2 separate regions of the Homo sapiens genome follow, and region 2 is linked to region 1. A link is an interaction called in ENCODE POLR2A ChIA-PET data of the cell type or tissue named here. Cell type or tissue: A673. All regions are shown on one strand. Each heading gives the region's core, and the rest is flanking DNA. Links, peaks and the distances in the headings are about the cores only.

Region 1 (10,526 bases), core at 1,074-9,073:
TAAGATGTGGGCACCAGGCGGTGGGGGTCTTGGGCGCCATCTTGGAATTCTGCCTAGGACTGTAGCTGTAAAAGACATGGTGGCCATTGCTGCTGTAGGTGCCATTAGTAGGAAACACACACAAAGTGGCCCCCAAGGAGCACGTACTATGCATCAGGCTCTGTGCAAGGCACAGAGAAAACAGCAAAGAACTTTGGGGAAAGTTGAAGACTTGAGGTGAACAACTGGATATCTTAGTAGGTCTCTCTGAAGGTTGAGCAAATGGATAGGGGATATTGGGAGATGGGTTATGTCCCTTGGAAAGAACTCCAAATGTCCCTTTCAATAACTTTCCACTCTACCAGTCATCTCCTCCTTCCAGAAATTCTCAGGAGGCAGCGCTTGGTGGCTCTTCTGCAGATGCCAGGATGGTGACGGTGACAGCAGGCCACGCTCTTGTGTTTAGAATAGGAGGTCCCCAAGGACACAGAGTCACAGACGGGTCAGGTAAGTTGCCTGGGCGCCCACACGAATAGGAGGTGCTTCTGGATTTGAAACAAGTCTTCTAGTGCTAGGAGCCCCAGAACACACCTAGTGCCACCCCCTCCCCACGACAAAGCCCACCAGAAGGGCTGGCTGCCTAAAGAGGTAGTGGACAAGACCTCACAGACTCACAGACTAGTGGGAGAAGACAGAAGAGCGTAGCCCTGAACGCAGTGTGGGGGCACACGGTGATTGGAACCTGGCACCCACATCAACGGTCAAAGTCTAGATGGTTTTGTTTGGTTGTACTCCCGCCTCCCTCTGACCCCATGCCCACGAGTAAGAGGAGCTCCGTCCACATTTATGGACACTTAATGTTCCTGCACACCCATAAATAAGGTGAAGCCGAGTCTGCATGTGTGCGAAAGGGCACAGAGCTTTGCACATACATGGTGCCAGGGTCCATTTCCTGGTTTTGTACTATGGTTACGTAAGATGTCACCACTGGGGGAAACTGTGAAGATACATGTGATGTTTTTTGCTCTGTGTGATTTTTGCAACTTCCTCTGAATCTGTAATGATTTCAAAATAAAGGTTGTTTTTTTTTTTTAATAAGTGGAGACACATTTAGGTGTAACTGGGACACAGCCTGCCACCTACTTTCCAAATGCCTCCTTTCTCCCAATAACCCCCACCCTCTCCCCAAAGACCTGGCAGTACTCCTGCAAGAGGAAGGGATGGACGCCAGAAAAAGGGAGTGAAGGTCCTGCTGATTCGGTCCTGGCTGAGGCCGAACGCAGGCCCCCCCTTCCCTTTGCCACCAAGAGGAGTCTAAGATCTCCCTGGAGAACATATCTTGTAGAACCCCCTCCCCTTGAGTGTGGGCAGGGCCCGTGGACATGATGAGATATCACTCCCCTGATTAGGTTGCTTTTCAGGAAAGAAGGGATTTTGAAGAGGTAAATAAGGTCCTAAATCAGTTGACCTTGAGTTCACTGAAAGGGCGATTATCCTAGGTGGGCCTGGTCTAATCAGGTGACCCTTTAAAAGGGATTGGGCCTTTCCTGAAATGAGAGCCTGGAAGCATGAGGGGCCTATGGAGAAGGCCAAGTGGCCTGAGAGTGGCCTCAAAGAGCTGAGAGTTGCCCCCTCCTGACAGCTAACAACGCAACAGAAACAGTCTATCAACCACAAAGAACTGAATTCTGAATGAGCCTGGAATGAGCTTGGAAGGGGATCCGTCACCACACAAACCTTCGGATGAGAATGCAGCCCTGGCTCACATCTCCGAGGTCAGAAGTTTGGACATAGTGTGGCTGGGTCCTCTGTGCAGGGTCTTACCCAGCCACACTACATCCAAACTTCTGACCTATGGAACCATGAGATAATAAATGGGTGTCACTCTAAGCTACTGCATTCATGGTAGTTGTTACGCAGCCATAGCTAGCTAATACACTCTTTATGTGCTGCAGACTAGAGCATTCTGGGATTTTATGGTCAGCTTTCAAACTTATTCATACACAAGGGTTTGGACATCATGTCCCTCCACAATCAGCCAAGCAACTCAGCAGTTTCCTCCTGAGTATGTCTGAGTATATCATCAAAAAGGTCTAATGACTATGACATTATCTGATTGTCTCAACAGCACTGTGTGGGGCTGAGGAGGCATAGCAGGCATGAAGACCAGAGGAAGAATGGTGCATTTAGTATTAGACAGCTTGACATGCATTAACCCCTTGAGAGGCAGGCACTGCCTATTCTCCCCCCTTTCACAGACGAGGGCATTGAGGTTCAGAAAAGCACAGAGATGGCCCAGGGTCACAGAGCCAGTAGGTGGCAGAGTTGGGAGCCCAAGCCCTAAACTGCTGGTTATGTCACCTCATGAAGCCACTTAACCTCGCTAGGTCTCAGCATCCTTATCTGTCCAGTGACGATCATTCTTTCCTCACGAGTGGTTATGAGATGAAATCAGATAACTCAAGGCCTCTAGGCTGAGGGTCAGCAAACCTTTTCTGCAAAAGGCCACTGAGCTCTGTCCTTGTAGTATGAAAGCAGTCACTGATGACAGGTAAATGAATGTCTGTGGCCGTGTGCCAATAAAACTTTATTCATAAAAACAGGAAGTGGAACAGAGAACTTGGCCCAGGGACCTGCAGTATGTCTGTGGCTGTGTGCCAATAAAACTTTATTTATACAAACAGGGAGTGGAGGGGGGAACTTGGCCCAGGGAGCTGCAGTTTGTCTGTGGCTGTGTGCCAATAAAACTTCATTTATAAAAACAGGAAGTGGAGGGCCAGACTGGGCCTGGGGTGGGGGCACAGCATGTCTGTGGCTGTATGCCAATAAAACTTTATTTATAAAAACAGGAACTAGATGGGGGACTTGGCCTGGGGGCCACAGTTTTCGACCCCGGCTTTAGCAGTTTTTTCCTTCTTTTGCTAACTTCTAAAATGAAGCCGACTGACCCTAGAAGTGCCATTTCTGAAAGAGGAAGAGAGAAAAGGGGTGAAAGGACGTTGAACCAGCCAAGGCAGACTACAGCATTTTCAGGGCGTCTCCCCAAGATCTCCAATAAGGACAACTAGCATCGACTAGGCTAATCCCGTGACGGCCTGTTCTGCGGGGACATCATCACCCTGGTGCTGCCCTCTCCCCCATTCTCTAGAGAAAGGAGCCCCAAAAGAACAGATAAACTCTGCCTCCTAGAAAGGTAAGACTCCTGGCCTGGCGCTGTGTGGGATCATGCCTGTAATCCCAGCACTTTGGGAGGCAGAGGCAGGTGGATCACTTGAGGTCAGGAGTTCGAGACCAGCCTGACCAACATGGTGAAACCCGTCTCTACTAAAAATACAAAAATTAGCCAGGCGTGGTGTCAGGCACCTGTAATCCCAGCTACTTGGGAGGCTGAGGCAGGAGAATTGCTTGAACCCGGGAGGTGGAGGTTGCAGTGAGCCGAGATTATGCTATTGCATTCTAGCCTGGGAGACAAGAGTGAAACTCCATCTCAAAAAAAAAAAAAACAAAAAAACCCAACCTGCTATAAACAAAACTCACACACACACACACACACACACACACACACACACACGCACACAGAAAACAGACTGGGAATTGTAAAAACAGCTGACGAACAGAGACTTTCTACTCTACAGGGAAGTCTCTCACCGTCAGCACTGTGGACATCGGGACTGGATCCATCTCTGGGGTGAGGCTGCCCTGGCACTGCAGGGTGCTGAGCAGAGTCCCTGGCCTCCACCCACTCCCTGCCAGGAGCACCCCTTAGTTACACTGAGCTATGATCGCACCACTGCACTCGCACCTGGGCAACAGAGTGAGACTCTGACTCTAAAATAATAATAATAACAAGAATATAAGAATAATAATTCAGATCCATGTCCGATAAAAATAATAAATAAGTAAAGCTGAGGCTCTAACATGAAGTCATTACGAGGCTCATCCAGCCACAGTGGGCTCTGCACTGGGGCACCCGCCTGGGCCTCTGCCTGGCCCATGTCTGCTCAGGAGCCCTCAGCCCCTTGAACCCTGCTGGTGGGACAGGGGGCCCCTCTACCAGGCCCCTAACTTCTCAACAGACCCCACCTTGGGCCTCCCCAGGCTGCACCTTAACCATCTATGACACGCATCCCCAGGCGGCACCGGGAGTGTCTGCGCAGAGATCCGAGGGTGTTAGCCTGGCAGGGGCCCTGCAGGTGGGTGCTGGTTCACTAAAACGATGAAGCGGATGGGAGGAAAATTAGCATCCAACGGGCCTCATCATTGCTGTCCTGGGCAATGGACTCTGACCCCTGCTGTAGAGGGTCAGAGAGGGTCAAGGTCAAGCCACAGATTGGCAGAGCCATCCTCTCTGGCCTCCACTCGGCTCCCCCATGTCCCCTGCCCCCAGCATCTCATCATATGCGACTGTCACCGCCGTGTGTATTTTGAGTCAAAGGCGGCCAAGGCTCGATGAATCTGCCGATGACCAAGTTGGTGCCTCATCCCTCGTTCTGTGGGAGGCTGACTGTTCAAGCGGTTGCTTAGCAACAGGCGCGCGCGCGCGCGCGCACACACACACACACACACACACACACACACACACACGAGAGGTGGCTGTGGTCTGCACACTGGGCTGGGGTACTCAGATCCCCGGGCTCGGTGGTCGTGGATGTGAGCCTCTCTGGGTATGGAGCCTCAATCAGTAGAGTCAGGTGGTCGCAATAACAGCTCTGAAACGGGGATTCATTGAGAGGACATCGGTGGGCTTGAAAACGGGTGTCTGTTTACCGGGGCTTGAGTGGGAGCTGTAGTAATTCTGTCCAGAAGAGGACAGAAGCCTGCTCTCAACTCACCCGGGAGGCAGGTTCTTCTGCACCGGGCCTTCTCCCCCCGGCACTGTGGGCATTTGGGGCTGAATCATTCTTGGTTGTGGGGCTGCCCCGGGCACTGCAGGGTGCTGAGTGGCACCCCTGACCTCCACCCCATGGCATCCACCAATCGAGGCAGCCACAAATGTCTCCTGGGTGCAAAATTGCCCCGAGTTGAGACCCCCTGGGATAGGGGATTCCACGGACCCCCAAGAGACTCCGCGTCCCATGATCCTCTGCCCTGCTGAGGTCCCCGGAGGCTGCACACATTGAAATCCACACCCTGAGTGAGGAGGGAGAGAGGAGGTGAGTCCCAGGAGCTGGGGGTCCTCCTGGTTTACACCGTCTGCCCCACTGGGCGTTTATGGTGCCTATCATGAGCAGGAAAATAACTCGAATTTTTTTCCCCAAAATAATGAACCCAGAGTTTCTCCCCCTCAGCACTGTGGACATTTGAGGCCCGATTGTTCTCTGGGGTGGGGCCGTCCTGGGCACTGCGGGGTGCTGAGCAGTATCCCTGGCCTCCACCCACTCCATGCCAGGAGCTCCCCCAAGTCGCGAAAACCACAGATGTCCCAGAAATTGCTCAGTGTCCCCGGGGTTGGGGGTGGGGGGCGGCATCACCCAGATGACCCCTGCTATAGAGGGTCAAGGTCATGTCCAAGCTCTCCTACCGCCGGGAAGCACTGCCTTGTCCTGGGCTACAGATGTGGAGGCTGCTGGGTACAGGGAGAGGTTTCTGAGTCCTGGAGACTGTGGCAGAGCCCCTGATTTCGGCACAGCGCCCCGTAATTACTTGCGGGCTGCACACACGTTTTCTCTCGGGGAGGGTGGTAGCAATGAGCTGTGACCTTCCGGGAGCAGAGCGTTTTCAGGCTCTGGCTGTATATCTTGGCAATTCTTTCAGGGGAACAACTTGTCCGCGAAAAGAACTGATAATAACGTGAATTTCAACACGACCAGGACATGCTGAAATCTGGTGACCGACCAGGGGGAAATAAACCCGCTCTGACTGGCCGCGGGGACTGGAGTTTGCTTACCACACAAGAGCCCTTCTCAGGATAAGAGGCTCCAGTAAAGCTCTCAGCAGAAATGTTACCAAAAAAAAAAAACCCTCGCCGGGAGAACAAGGAGCTACCAGAAAAACACACTCGGTGATCTGGAGGTCGCAAAGTTCTTCCGCACTCAGTGAGGCAAGAAGCAAAAAGGCTGAAGAAATGCTTATCCTGGAAGAGGGGTTCTCACCCGGGTTCTGTGGACATCGGAGCCGGATTGTTCTCTGGGGTGGGGTCGTCCTGGGCACTGCAGGCTGCTGAGCAGCGTCCCGGGCCTCCACCCACTCCATGCCAGGGGCACCCCCCAGTCGTGTAACCACAAATATCCCCAGACATTGCCCCAGATGAGTGAGGACAGAGGTGCAGGTGGGTGCAGGTGGGCACAGGTGGGTGCAGGTGCCCCGTGAACCCATCTCCATCTGCACCCTCTGCATCTCCAACCCCACCCCCAGCCCCAGTGTCTCCTAAGGGGTAGAAAGTCTTCAGTGCTGAATGTGAGAGACCCTGCCTTAATTTGAGGGAAAAAAAAGTAATCAAGTCTGTCCCCTGCTCACATCAGACACCACGACAAACTCCCAATGGAGCAGACGGTGTAAGACAGGGGGACCCCAGCTCCTGGGATTTGCCTCTTCTCTCCCTCCTCACTCGGAGTGTGGATTTCAGTGTGTGCAGCCTCCTGGAACCTCAGAGGTCCATATGATCATGGGACACACCTGAGACCCAGGAGGTCTCAACTTGGGGTGATTTTTTTTTTTTTTGAGACGGAGTCTCGCTGTATTGCCCAGGCTGTAGTGCAATGGTGCAATCTCGGCTCACTGCAACCTCTGCCTCCCAGGTTCAATTGATTCTCCTGCCTCAGCCTACGGAGTAGCTGGGATTGCAGGCGCCCGCCACCACACCCAGCTAATTTTTGTATTTTTAGTACAGAGGAGTTTTCACCATGTTGGCCAGGATGGTCTCGAACTCCTGACCTCAAGTGATCCGCCCACCTCAGCCTCCCAAAGTGCTGGGATTACAGGTGTGAGCCACCGTGCCTGGCCAACTTGGGGTGATTCTGTCCCCTAAGGGACACTGAGTGATATTTGGGGACATTTGTGGTTGTCACAACTGGCGGGTGCACCTGGCATGGAGTGGGTGGAGGCCCGGGACGCTGCTCAGCAGCCTGCAGTGCCCAGGACAGCCCCACCCCAGAGAAAAATGTGGCCCCAATGTCTACAGGAGCCAGGGGGAGAGAGACCCTGTGTTATTTGGAAAAAAACAGAGTCTGCTCTCTGCTCACACCGGACACCAGAATAAACTCCCAAAGGGGCAGACAGCATAAATCAGGGTAACTCCAGCTCCTGGGATTCACCTCCTCTCTCCCTCCCACTCAGGGGGTGGATGGAATTCTCCTCTGGCCAAACTGAACCAGCTCTCTACTGCCTTCACTCAGGGGCGCACGAGTCTCTAACTCACAGGCGAGGATCCAGGCCCTCTGCCCGCCAGGACAATGACCCCTCTCTGAGCTGGGGAGTGGCAGCCCCAGGTCCACAGCCAGTTCTCACCCTGAGGAGCATGACATCTGGGAGGGGGGATGACAGGCACCCCAGGGCCTGATGGTGGGGACAAGCCAGGGTCTGATTCCCATGGCAGGATGACCTGCACTCTCCCAGGGCCACCCAGCCCTCCAGGGATGCTTTATGCCTTCCATTCTCTGGTCCGAGCTCTGCTCTGGAGACACCTCTGTGCCCGAGTGTGAGGTGCATTCCCTGACTGCCTTAAGGCCACTCCTGGGGAGCAGAGCCAGTGCCTCCCGCCTCCTGCCACGCACAACACCCAGGGACCGCCTCTGGTTTTGGGCAGAGAGGCTCTGAGTGTGCCCACAGGGGCCCCTAGGGCAGGGGCCAACCATCTGGGTTTGCCTGGGACTTAGGGCTGTCAGTGTTGAACCAGGAAGGTATCAAGCAAACTGCAGTGGGGGTAGTGACAGAGCTTAAAGAGGGGCTCGGGGGTGACTGAAGACATCTGGGATACAGTCAGTATGCACTGCCTGCACCTCCATCCCCACCTGCACCCACCTGAACCCAACTACGCACACCTGCGCCCATCTGCACCTCCGTCCCCACTTGTGCCCACCTGCGCCCACCTGCACTTCCGTCCCCACCTGCACCTCTGTCCCCACCTGCACCTCCAACTCCACTTGTCCTCACCTGCACCCACCTGCACACCCACTGCACCCCCGTCCCTACCTGCACCCCCCGCATCTCCAGCCCCCTGCCGGCTCCAGGCCCGGGGCCAGGAAACTCCGTGGGCCTCCTCTGCCCCCTCGTGGCCGCCAGCGGTAACAGCAGCCCTCTGCAAATCGAGCTTCAGAGGCCCCAGGAACAGGCTCCCCCCGCCCCCGAGCCCGGCCCGTCTTTGCTGTTGTCGTTGTTGTTTTGCCCTGGGGCCTGCAGAAGGATAGGAGCAGGGGATCACGGTGCTGGTTTTGTCATCAGGACAGGCAGCCACGGCCCTCACTTGGCGGCGCACCTGCTCTCCTGGAGAGGCTGCCACCCAGAGGTCAGAGACCCCCGCAGGCGCCTGCACCCCTCACAGCCTCGCTCTCCTCCCCGTCCGTCCTTGTAGGGAGGTGAGTTTCCAAGCTTCCCACCCTGTGCCCGCAGGAGCCAAAGCCGCACTCGCCCAGCCCAGCGCCCAGCAAACAGGAGGTGCTCAATGAATGACTAGCAACATTATTAAAAGATCAGGAAAAGCCCGCATCCCACGCCACCCTTTGTAACAGAGAACCCCTTCAAGGTCAGCCGGCACCACACCTGCTCACCACTAATTCCGTCCCCTCTACTGGGGCCTCCCCTTGCGTGTGTGGACATCAGAGCCTGATGATTCTCTGGGGTGGGGCCGTCCTGGGCACCATAGGGTGCTGAGCAGCGTCCCTGGCCTCCATCCACTCCATGCCAGGAGCATCCCTCCATCATGACAATTACAGATGTCCCCTGGAGGCAGAATCACCCCTGGTTGAGACCCCCCGGGTTAGGGGATTCCACGGACCCCCAAGAGACTCCGCGTCCCATGATCCTCTGCCATGCTGAGGTCCCAGGAGGCTGCACACATTGAAATCCACACCCTGAGTTGGGAGGGAGAGAGGAGATGAATCCCAGGAGCTGGGGGTCCCCCTGATTTACACCATCTGCCCCATCGGGAGTTTATTCTGGTGTCCAGTGTGAGCAGGGACTGAAGTCAGTTTTGAAATAATGAATGGGCCGGGTGCGGTGGCTCACGCCTGTCACCCCAGCACTTTGGGAGGCCGAGGCAGGTGGATCACGAGGTCAGGAGTTCAAGACCAGCCTGGCTAACATGGTGAAACCCTGTCTCTACTAAATATACAAAAGTTAGCCGGGCGTGGTGGCATGCACCTGTAATCCCAGCTACTCGGGAGGCCGAGGCAGAGAATTACTTGAGCCTGGGAGGCAGAGGTTGCAGTGAGCTGAGATCATGCCACTGCACTCCAGCCTGGGTGACAGAGCGAGACTCTGTCAGAAAGAGAAAAGAAAAGAAAAGGGGAAGAGAAGGGGATGGGAAGGGAAAGGGGGAGGGGAAGGGGAAGGAGGGGAAGGGGAGGGGGAGGGGAGGGGGAGGGAAAGGGGAGGGGAAGGGGAGGGGAAGGGGAGGGGAGGGGAATGGAAGGGGAGGGGAGGGGAAGGGAAGAGGGAGGGGAGGAGAAGGGAAGGGGGAGGGGAGGGGAAGGGAAGGGAGAAAGAAAGAGTCTCTCCCTCCTGGGCACTGTAGACATTGGGGCTGGATGATTCTCTTGGATGGGGCCATGTTGAGCAGTGTCCCTGACCTCCAACCACTCATGCCAGGAGCACCCCCCAGTCGTGACAACCAGAGACATCCCTAGACATCTCCCAGCATCCCCTGGGGAGGGGAGGGGAGGGGAGGGTTGGGTCAGAATCACCCCTGCTTCCTCCGTGAGCCCCACTAGCATAGTTAAATTTCAAGTAGTTCAGAATTTAAGTGTAAAACATGCAATCGGAACAAAATACAGGTGATTTTTTTATAATCTTAAAATTTGGAAGAGATCCATAAAAAAAACAAAGGAGATGCTCATGTATAACAAACATTTAAAATCCTGGCCAGGTGCGGTGGCTCACACCTGTATCCCAGCATTTTGGGAGGCTGAGGCAGAAGGATCACTTGAGGTCAGGGGTTCGACACCAGCCTGGCCAACATGGTGAAACCCCATCTCTACTAAAAATACAAAAATTAGCTGGGCATGGTGGCGAACACCTGCAATCCCAGCTTGGGAGGCTGAGGCGGGAGAATCGCTTGAACCCGGAAGGAGGAGGTGGCAGTGAACCAAGATCGCGCCACTGCACTCCAGCCTGGACAACAGAGTGAGACTCTGTCAAAAAAAAAAAAAATTCCTCTTTGGCAAAACCCACCGTAAGCAAAGTCAAAAGACACGCTCAGGAAAATATTTGCAGAGTTCAAACAAACGTTTATAAACTGTTCAAACAAATCAATGCGCCTGAGACGCCGGAACAGAAAGGTCAGCAAAGACCCCAGCCTGGCAGCCCACAGAAGGATGCCCAGAGAACGGTCGGATTCACCGGCCACCAAGGACACCCAAACAAAACAAAGATGAGCGCCCCTACTTGCCAGC
Region 2 (10,526 bases), core at 758-8,757, 360 kb after region 1:
ACGTGGGAGGATAGTTTGAGGCCAGGAATTCAAGACCAGCCTGGCCAACATAATGAGACTCCCATTTCTACAAAAAGTGTATTTAAATTAGCTGAGCGTGGTGGTGCATACCTGTAACCCCAGCTACTCAGGAGGCTGAGATGGGAGGATCACTTGAGCCTGGGAGGTTGAGGGTGCAGTGAGCTGTAATCGCACCACTGCACTCCAGCCTGGGTGTCAGAGTGAGATCTTATCTGCAAAAAAGTAGATGAAGGCTGGGGGTGGTGGCTTATGCCTATAATCCCAGCACTTTGGGAGGCTGAGGTGGGCAGATCACCTGAGGTCAGGAGTTGGAGACCAGCCTGGCCAACATGGTGAAACCCCATCTTTACTAAAAATACAAAAATTAGCTGGGTGTGGTGGTGTGCACCTGTAATCCCAGCTACTCAGGAGGCTGAGGCAGGAGAACCACTTGAACCTGGGAGGCGGAGGTTGCAGTGAGCCGAGATTGCACCACTGCACTCCAGCTTGGGTGACAGAGTGAGACTCTGTCTCAAAAAAACAAGTAGATTGATATACCTTCTTCTACAGGTGGGGATAATCATGCTGTAGGATTGCAAACCCTTAACTGCAACAACATTTAACTGTTTTGCTGCCAACCTCCTTCTAGATAGGAAACGTCTTACAGATTGTGGAGAGCTGCAGCCAACTCCAGGGTTTCCAGTCTGAGGAGGTGAGTTTCTGGGTCTTCAAGGAGGGGAGGGGACAGGCTTGGGTGAAGGCTCATCCTCAAAGCTCTCACTGCCTTGTTCCTGCCGGGCCAGGTCTCACCTGCTGAACCAGCCAGCCCTGGGACGCCCCAGCAGGTGAAGGACAAGACCCTGCAGGAGTCGAGCTTTGAGGACATCATGGCCACCAGGTCCTCCGACTGGCTCCGGCGGCCTTTGGGGGAGGACAATCAGCCGGAGACCCAGCTGTTCTGGGACAAGGAGCCTTGGTTTTGGCACGACACTCTGACCGAGCAACTCTGGCGGATTTTTGCCGGCGTCCACGATGAGAAGGCAAAGCCCAGAGACAGACGTGAGTGTCCCTGAGGGTGAGGGGGAAGGGGCAGCCACAGGCTGCGTCTCAGGGGCTGTGCAGTGAACCCTGCTGTTCTCTCTGTCCCCCTCCTCCTCTCCGTTGTCATGGTGACAGAGCAGGCACCAGGCCTGGTGAGTAAACAACCTCAGCTCTATCCAGAGGGGTGGGCTTCCGGGCAGGCGGTTGGGCTCCCCCAGGTCAGGGCACTGGGGTTCCTGTGGGATTTGTCTTCCTTCCATCCTGCCCCTCGGGTCCCCCGGGGGGGACTTGGGTGATCCAGGAGGCTATACTGGAGTAGCCCAGGACCCACAGCCCAGGGCTTCCAGGACCCTATACCCTGACTCTCTCTCTGCAACTCTGCCTGGACCCGCAGACAGGACCCCAGGCAGCTGACAAGCCCTGTGCAAGCTGCCCAGGAATCCGAGGTCTTCTGGTCCTAACAGGCAGGTCAGCAGGCCTGATGAGACTTTTCCATTTTCCAGGGGCAGGAAAGCAAGGCACCAGGATCCTGTGACCCAGGAACAGACCCATGTCCTGAAGATGCCTCCAGTAATCCCAGCGGGCAGGGGCCGACCGACTCCAGGCGGGATGGGGTGGGGGCATCCTGTGCTGAGGAGCCAATGCAAGCCGCTTAGCCCCTCTTGTCTCCCCACTAGCCCCCAGGCCACCTGAGGCCTCCTCCAGTCCCCCTGAGGGTTCCCAAGACAGGAACACAAGTTGGGGTGTGGTCCAGGTGAGACCCAGGCCCGAGCTGGTAGCCCAGCGTGAAGGCTGCCCAGGGTGGGGTAGAGGAGGTGGGCACAGATGTGCGGGGAGGCTGGGGGCAGCTGTGATCTCCCCCGCCTGCAGGAGCCTCCTGGAAGAGCCTCTCGGTTTCTACAGTCCATGTAAGTGTCTGCACTGTTTGCTTTTGGGCGGGGTGAGGGGCAGCGGGAATTCCTTCCTGTCTATACCTCTGTTCCCGACACATAGAGGGGAACAGAGGTGTAAGACTTTCTTCCCCTTTTCCCATCACTACTCTGCCATCCTCTCCAACAGCCGCTGCAGAGGCTGGGTAGAAAAGTGCAGTGTTAGGCCGGGCGCGGTGGCTCACGCCTGTAATCCCAGCACTTTGGGAGGCCGAGGCGGGCAGATCACGAGGTCAGGAGATTGAGAACATCCTGGGTAACACGGTGAAACCCCGTCTCTACTAAAAATACAAAAAAAATTAGCCAGGCGTGGTGGTGGGTGCCTTTAGTCCCAGCTACTCGGGAGGCTGAGGCAGGAGAATGGCGTGAACCCGGGAGGTGGAGGTTGCAGTGAGTTGAGATCGCGCCACTGCACTCCAGCCTGAGTGACAGCAAGACTCCGTCTCAAAAAAAAAGTGCAGTGTTAGGCTCACAGGATCGCCGCCCCAACACTGGGCTCAAGGCATTTGGGGAAGACTTTTTCATGGAAGGGGATGGGGTGTAGCTGTGTTAGAACTGGATGCAGATTGTCCCAACCTTGTGGAGTGATGCTGGGAGAACCCAGGTGGGGCAAAGAAGGCTTTTCTGGGGAAGGAGCATAATAGCTAGGACCATAAAGGATGAATAGGAGTTCTTCCTCCTGGGGCAAAGCAGTCTAGGAAGAAGGCAGAAGTATGTGGAGGGCTGTGGCAAAGGGACAATACTTGAAGGAATATGAGCAGGACATTGAGGGGAGTCTAGAGGGTAAAACAAGGCCTGAGAGAGGGACCCCAAAATCTGAAAAAGAAGCCCCTCTAGGCCTTGATGTGTGGCTCCCACTGGGCAAAGGGGCTCACAAGCAGGTCAGTTACCCCAAGGCCTCCCCTCCCAAGATCCTGGGACCCTGAGGACTTTGAAGATGCATGGAAGAGGCCAGATGCCTTGCCCGGGCAGTCAAAGAGACTCGCCGTCCCGTGCAAACTGGAAAAGATGCGGATCTTGGCACACGGGGAGCTCGTGCTCGCCACGGCCATCAGCAGCTTCACGCGGCACGTGTTCACCTGTGGCAGAAGAGGCATCAAGGTGTGGAGCCTGACTGGACAGGTGGCTGAGGACAGGTTCCCTGAGAGCCACCTGCCTATACAGGTGAGGACGGCCTTGGTTTCCAGGGATGCAGGGCTTCTGGGAACAGGGGGTTTGAGGTTTGAGTCTGGCAGAGCCCAGATCGTGGAGAGAGGGCTTCCAGGGAAAAGGGGCATAATAGCTAGGAACCTAAAGGATGAATAGGAGTTCGCTCTCATGAGGCAAAGCAGTCCAGGCAGAATGCCACGGGGGGCGACAGCTCACAGTGACTCTGCCCATCCCAGACCCCTGGGGCCTTCCTGCGCACCTGCCTGCTGTCCTCAAACAGCAGGAGCCTGCTCACCGGTGGCTACAACCTGGCCAGCGTGAGCGTGTGGGACCTGGCGGCGCCCTCCCTGCATGTGAAGGAGCAGTTGCCCTGTGCAGGTCTCAACTGCCAGGCCCTGGATGCCAACCTGGATGCCAACCTGGCCTTCGCCAGCTTCACCAGTGGTGTGGTCAGGATCTGGGACCTGCGGGATCAGAGTGTGGTCAGGTGCGTTTGGGGGGTGGGAAGGGGAAGCATCCTGTGCCAGCCTCCTGTGGCCACCTCTGCCCACCTTACTGCTACCACCTCTGCCCGCCTTCCTGCCACCTCCTGAACCTGGGATATAGCACTCTCCCAGCCAAAACCCCTTGCCCCCTTGAACTTGGATTTGAGAAAGTTTAGAGGTGCGGACTTGAATCTTGGCTGGACTGCGTTCCTTGCAGCCCAGGGCATTTTACTTTTTGTCTGCCTCAGTTTCCCCACCTGGACACAGGATGTGACAGCCCCAAACTCAAAGGCTTGTTAGAGGGCAAATTTGTTGTAAAAATATAAAACAGCAGGCCAGGCCTGGTGCCTCAAACATGTAAACCCAGCACTTTGGGAGGTCAAGACGGGACAAATGCTTAAGCCCAGGAATTCGAGATTAACCTGGGTAATGAATAAAACGAATTTATTCTATTTTTATTAAATAGAATAAATTTTATTTAATAAAAATTAAATAGAATTTTTATATAGTCTATTTAAAAATATGTATATATAAATTGGCCGGGCGCAGTGGCTCACGCCTGTACTCCCAGCAGTTAGGGAGGCCGAGGCAGGCAGATCCACGAGGTCAGGAGATCAAGACCATTCTAGCTGACACGGTGAAACCCTGTCTCTACTAAAACTACAAAAAAATTAGCCAGGCGCGGTGGTGGGTACCTGTAGTCCCAGCTACTCGGGAGGCTGAGGCAGGAGAATCCCTTGAACCCGGGAGGCGGAGCTTGCGGTGAGCCGAGATCTGTGCCACTGCGTTCCCAGCCTGGGCGACAGAGCAAGACTCTGTCTCAAAAAAGAAAAAAAAATACACACATATATAAATAAATATATATATAAATACATAAATATATACATAAATATATACATAAATATATACATAAATATATACATATATAAAAAACAGTCTGGGTGCGGTGTCTCACACCTGTAATCCCAGCACTTTGGGAGGCCGAGGTGGGTGGATCACTTGAGGCCAGGAGCTCAAGACCAGCCTGGCCAACATGGCGAAACCCCCTCTCTACTAAAAAATATGAAAATTAGCCGGCGTGGTGGCACATGCCTGTAATCCCAGCTACCCCGGAGGCTGAGGCAGGAGAATCGCTTGAGAAGCGGAGTTTGTGGTGAGCCAAGATGGTGCCACTGCACTCCAGCCTGGGTCACAGAGTGAGACTCTGACTCAAAAAAAAATTTTACATACATACATACATACATACATACATACATACATATATGTATACACACACACATATTAAATATATGTAAATAGGCTGGGCATGGTGGCTCATGCCTGTAATCCCAGCACTTTGGGAAGCCGAGGCGGGCAGATCACCTGAGGTCGGGAGTTTGAGACCAGGCTAACATGGAGATACCCCATCTCTACTAAAAATACAAAATTAGTCAGGCGTGGTGGCCCATGCCTGTAATGCCAGCTACTCGGGAGGCTGAGGCAGGAGAATCGCTTGAACCCAGGAGGCAGAGGTTGCAGTGAGCTGAGATCGTGCTGCTGCACTCCAGCCTGGGCAACAAAACGAGACTCCATTTCAAAAAAAAAAAAAATACGTATATATATATATATATATACACACACACACACACACACACACACACACATATATATAATATATGTATTTATAACATATAAGATATCTATCAGCATATGTTTGCAGGAAGCAATGGCTGACGTAAAATACAGCACACCACCCGCCCGGCACTATTCCCCTTCCCTGCTTGAAGGGATTCCTGTAGACCTGCCTCAGAGCTCGGGTGGACTCAGGGTGGAAGAGGCAAGGGGAGGCCTAGGTGAGGCCAAGGGGAGGCCCAGGCGGACGGAGAAGGGAGGCTGAGGGCTGGGAGGGGCCGGCACTAGATCCTGTGTCTGTTTTCTGCCAACTTTGACACTCTGTGCAGGCAGAGATTTTTGGGTGGTGGCACTGTCCCTTTCATGCCCAAATGTAGTGACTGGTGTTTCCGGGGGCCCAAACCTCAGAGTCTTGACCTGATTGCCTCCCGATGTCCCTTCTGGCCAGGGACCTCAAGGGTTATCCTGATGGAGTCAAGAGTATCGTGGTCAAGGGCTACAACATCTGGACTGGGGGTCCGGATGCCTGTCTGCGGTGCTGGGACCAGAGGACCATCATGAAACCTCTGGAGTACCAATTCAAGTCTCAGGTGCGGAGGCCGGGATGGGGTCTGCTTGGCCAGGCATCCTCTGGTCCTCAGATTAAAAAATGAGGTTGAGGCCGGGCTCCGTGGCTCACGCCTATAATCCTAGCACTTTGGGAGGCCAAGGTGGGTGGATCACCTGAGGTCAGGAGTTTGAGACCAGCGTGGCCAACATAGTGAAACCCCATCTCCACTAAAAATACAAAAATCAGAGCTGGGCGCAGAGGCTCACACCTGTAATCCCAGCACTTTTGGAGGCCGAGGAGGGCAAATCACCTGAGGTCGGGAGTTCAAGACGAGCCTGACCAACATGGTGAAACCCCGTCTCTACTAAAAATACAAAATTGGCCAGGCATGGTGGCACATGCCTATAATCCCAGCTAGTCGGGAGGCTGAGGCAGGAGAATCGCTTAAACCCGGGAGGTGGAGGTTGTGGTGAGCCGAGATCGTGCCATTGCACTCCAGGCTGCGCAATAAGAGCGAAACTCTGTCTCAAAAACAAATGAGGTTGGCCAGGCACAGTGGCGTATGCCTGCAATCCCACCACTTTGGGAGGCAGAAGTGGGAGGAAGACTTGAGCCCAGGAGTTTGAGACCAGCCTGGGCAACATAGTGAGACCCTGTTTCTACAAAAAATAAAAATAAAAATTAGCTGAGCATGGTGGCACGTACCTGGGGTCGCAGCTAGTTGGGAGGCTGAGGTGAGAGAATGGCTTGAGCCCGGGGAGGCTGAGGCCACAGTGAACTGTGATCATACCAGTGACTGTAGTCCAGCCTGGGTGACAGAGTGAGACCCTGTCTCAAAAAAAAAAAAAAGGGGGGGAGGCGGGTGGGGGGGGGGGAGGATGAACTCTGGGAAGGAAAAAAGGTAGTGGTTCTAAGTCTCACTGATGCTCCAAACACAGAGATCATTAGAAATATTCTTTGCAGGCCGGGCGCAGTGTCTCACGCCTGTAATCCCAGCCCTTTGGGAGGCCAAGGCGGGTGGATCATTTGAGGTCAGAAGTTCAAGAACAGCCTGACCAACATGGTGAAACCCCGTCTCTACTAAAAAAAAAAAAAAAAAAAAAAAAAAACAGAATAATTAGCCAGGCATGGTGGCGCATGCCTGTAGTCCCAGCTACTCAAGAGGCTGAGGCGGGAGAATCGCTTAAACCCCAGGAGGCAGACGTTGTCGTAAGCCGAGATCGTACCATTGTACTCCAGCCCGGCAACAGAGCGAGACTCCGTCTCAAAATAAACACTCATGCTGTATCAGGTGCAAAGTAGGGAAGACTCTCCATTTTACACACCAACAAACTGAGGCACAGATACGAAGTTGCTTGTCCCAGGGCTGCACAGCTAGGAAGGGGTCAGTCACCCGGCCTCCAGGATAGGTCCCCAGGCTCCTGCCTGCTTCCTGGGCCAGGCTGGGACCTAACCAGGTTCCTCCCTCCCCACTGCCCATTACCTAGATAATGAGCCTGTCCCACAGCCCCCAGGAGGACTGGGTGCTGCTGGGCATGGCCAATGGCCAGCAGTGGCTGCAAAGCACCAGCGGGAGCCAGCGGCACATGGTGGGGCAAAAAGACAGCGTCATCCTGAGCGTCAAGTTCTCCCCCTTTGGTAAGCGGCTGGCGGAAGATGAGGGGACTCCCCTGCAGCCCCCAGCCTCCCACAAGACCCCACCTAATGCCAGCTCCCCACCCAACCCTCTAGGACACCTCAGAACCCTTCTGTAGCAGAAACCAATTTTGGGGATGCTCTTATAGTGGAATGAGGGAGGGAAGGGGGTGGGTGCCTGGGCCCTTCCTCCCCACCCGCCCCACCGGCGCGGTCCGCCTCCGCCCTTCCCCCTTCAGCCACTGGTGTCCCCATGAGCCCGGGGAGGCTGAGGCCACAGTGAACTGTGATCATACCACTGACTGTAGTCCAGCCTGGGTGACAGAGTGAGACCCTGTCTCAAAAAAAAAAAAAAAAAAAAAAGGTGGGTGGGGAGGATGAACTCTGGGAAGGAAAAAGGTAGTGGTTCTAAGTCTCGCTGATGCTCCATTTCTCCCAGGCCAGTGGTGGGCAAGCGTTGGAATGGACGACTTCCTTGGCGTCTACAGCATGCCGGCGGGGACAAAAGTGTTCGAGGTACTGCGGTGGGCTGGGGGCAGGACCCGGGGGTGGCCCCAAAGGGACCAGCCTGGGCAACACAGCAAGACCCTGTCTCCACAAAAAACTTAAAAAGTAGCCAGGTGTGGTGGCTCACGGCTTTAATCCCAGCATTTTGGGAGGCTGAGGCAGGAAGATCTCTTAAGTGTAGGAGTTCGAGACCAGCCTGGCCAACATAGTGAGACCCCATCTCTACAAAAAATAATTAGCTGAGCCGGGTGCGGTGGCTCACGCCTGTAATCCCAGCACTTTGGGAGGCCGAGACGGGCAGATCATGAGGTCAGGAGATCAAGACCATCCTGGCTAACACGGTGAATCCCTGTCTCTACTAAAAATACAAAAAATTAGTTGGGCGTGGTGGTGGGCGCCTGTAGTCCCAGCTACTTGGGAGGCTGAGGCAGGAGAATGGCGTGAGCCAGGGAGGCGGAGCTTGCAGTGAGCCAAGATTGTGCCACTGCACTCCAGCCTGGGTGACAGAGACTCCATCTAAAAAAATAATAATAATAATTAAAAACACTTTTAAAATTAAAAATAATAATTAGCTGAGTGTGGTGGTGCACACCTGCGGTCCCAGCTACTTGGGAGGCTGAGGCAGGAAGATTGTGTGAGTCCAGGAGGTCGAGGCTGCAGCAAGCTGAGATTGCACCACTGCACTCCAGCCTGGGCAACAGAGCAAGACCCTGTCTTTCTTTGAAGAGACGATGCTTCATGCTTGAGCTGACAGGTGGAGACCAGGGGTGTGTGAGCCCTACCCCAGCTCACTGCCCACTGCCCCCCCTCCAGGTGCCTGAGATGTCTCCAGTCACGTGCTGTGACGTCTCTTCCAACAACCGCCTCGTTGTCACAGGCTCCGGGGAGCACGCCTCCGTGTACCAGATCACCTACTGAGGGGCCTCGCTGCTGTCATCCCACTCCGGCTCCTCTTTTCATCCCCCCCCTTCCCCCCCCCCAACAAGGGGGACATGGTGGAGGGAAGCGGGAAGGCTCTTCTGTGGCATCGCACGATCTAGTCTGTGGTGTAGACTGGTCGCCATCACGTGTAATAAAGCACCCGGGAAAGGCAGAGTGTGGACGCGTCCTGTCCTCTGAAGGGAAAGGGGCCTTCCCATCCCGTCCCTGCTCAACTTGTGGAAATCTGGAAGGACTTCGTCCAGCCTGGTGGCTCTAAGCCTTTTTTTTTTTTTTTTTTTTTTTTTCTGAGGCAGGGTCTCACTTTGTTATGCAGGCTGGAGTGCAGTGGTGCCATCACGACTCCCTGCAGCCTCTCCAACTCCTGGGCTCAAGCCATCCTCCTGCCTCAGCCTCTTGAGTAGTTGAGACTACATATATGTACCACCGTGCTCGGCTAGTTTAATTTTTTTGTAGATGCTGGGTGTGGTGGCTCACACCTGTAATTCCAGCACTTTGAGGTCGGGGGTTTGAGACTAACACAGTGAAACCCCATCTCTACTAAAAATACAAAAATTAGCTGGGCATGGTGGCACGTGCCTGTAATCCCAGCTACTAAGGAGGCAGAGGCAGGAGAATCTCTTGAACCCGGGAGGTAGAGGTTGCAGTGAGCCAAGATCGTGCCACTGTACTCCAACCTGGCAACGGAGCGAGACTCTGTCTCAAATTAATAGAAATAACAAAATTTTGTGTAGACACAGGGTCTTGCTCTGTTGCCCAGGCTGGTCTCAAATTCCTGATTTTATGTGATTCTCCCACCTCGGCCTCCCAAAGTGCTGGGATTACAGGCGTGAGCCACTGTGCCTGGTCTCAAACTCCTGATTTAAGCGATCCTCCTACCTTGGCCTCCCAAAGTGCTGGGATTACAGGCATGAGCCACCGTGCCCAGCCCTCTGAGCCGTTTCCGTCCTCGTTCTCTGGGAATCTAGTCACAGCCACAGACTTTGCTGTTGGGGTAGCAGATCTCCACCTCCGCCGCCCGGAGCAGCTCCAATCTGGTCCGATGTTTCTGGTGTGATTCCAGGAGCAGTGTGAGTGGTCCTGTCCTAGACATGTCCCATTTGACCAGTAGTCTCCAGTAGGGTGATTCTGCCCCCCGGGGACTCTAGGCGATGTCTGGAGGCATTTCTGGTTGTCACGACTTGTGGGGTCCCCCTGGCATGGAGTGGGTGGGGGCAGGGACATTACTCACCATTCTGTGGTGCCCAAGACGGCCCCACCCCAGAGGATGGTCCAGTCCCGAGGTCCACAGTGCTAAGGTCGAAACAAATTTCCAATAGCTTCACTGGTCGGCCTTCTTCCCACACAAGCTAGGGCTCTGGAAACGCCACTTGCCCACCCTCCCTTTTCCAAGCTATGAAGGGGCCCAGATGTCAACGGGCCTAGGCTCCTTAACCCAGAGAATTATCCCCTTTCCTGCGGTGTCTCCAGAAACATCCACCAGGGCGTGCCTTCTGTTCTCAGCAGGAACCCTCCCATCTCCTTCTAGAATGTTCCCAGCGGCATCTACTCCGCCCAACCTATGCTGCCTTAAATTTTTTTTCTAGAGATGGAGTCCCACTATTGCCCAGGCTGGTCTCAAACTCCTGGGCTCAAGCAATCCTGCCGCCTCAGCCTCCCAAAGTGTTCAGATGACAGGTG

What was found. Peaks named below come from ENCODE experiments on the same cell type or tissue, not always from the same donor. Only the 100,000 strongest peaks of a DNase experiment are listed, where the experiment ranks them.
Region 2: POLR2A ChIA-PET joins it to region 1 with 11 read pairs; 2 of 35 experiments call an interaction of 5 or more read pairs at or near these places.

What each region holds. Positions count from the first base shown.
Region 1 is chr19:2,628,962-2,639,487 of GRCh38, forward strand. All of the region lies in intron 2 of GNG7 (G protein subunit gamma 7), which reads right to left. MIR7850 (microRNA 7850) reads left to right here and starts at 1,754; the gene lies at 1,754-1,832. RefSeq lists an enhancer at 4,922-5,061. In A673, for the core only: CTCF peaks have their summits at 8,186 (motif pointing left) and 8,389 (motif pointing left); DNase peaks (open chromatin) are centred at 2,620, 4,480 and 8,200; H3K27me3 peaks cover 1,258 bases.
Region 2 is chr19:2,986,180-2,996,705 of GRCh38, forward strand. TLE6 (TLE family member 6, subcortical maternal complex member) reads left to right here. Exons shown (of 17, transcript NM_001143986.2): 6 at 650-712; 7 at 804-1,059; 8 at 1,177-1,193; 9 at 1,545-1,611; 10 at 1,719-1,795; 11 at 1,912-1,949; 12 at 2,882-3,134; 13 at 3,356-3,606; 14 at 5,664-5,805; 15 at 7,253-7,403; 16 at 7,840-7,916; 17 at 8,721-9,000. The coding sequence ends at 8,825. Among named protein-coding and RNA genes, the nearest start is that of TLE6, 14 kb to the left of the region's middle. In A673, for the core only: no CTCF peak of the experiment used is centred there; a DNase peak (open chromatin) is centred at 6,972; H3K27me3 peaks cover 324 bases.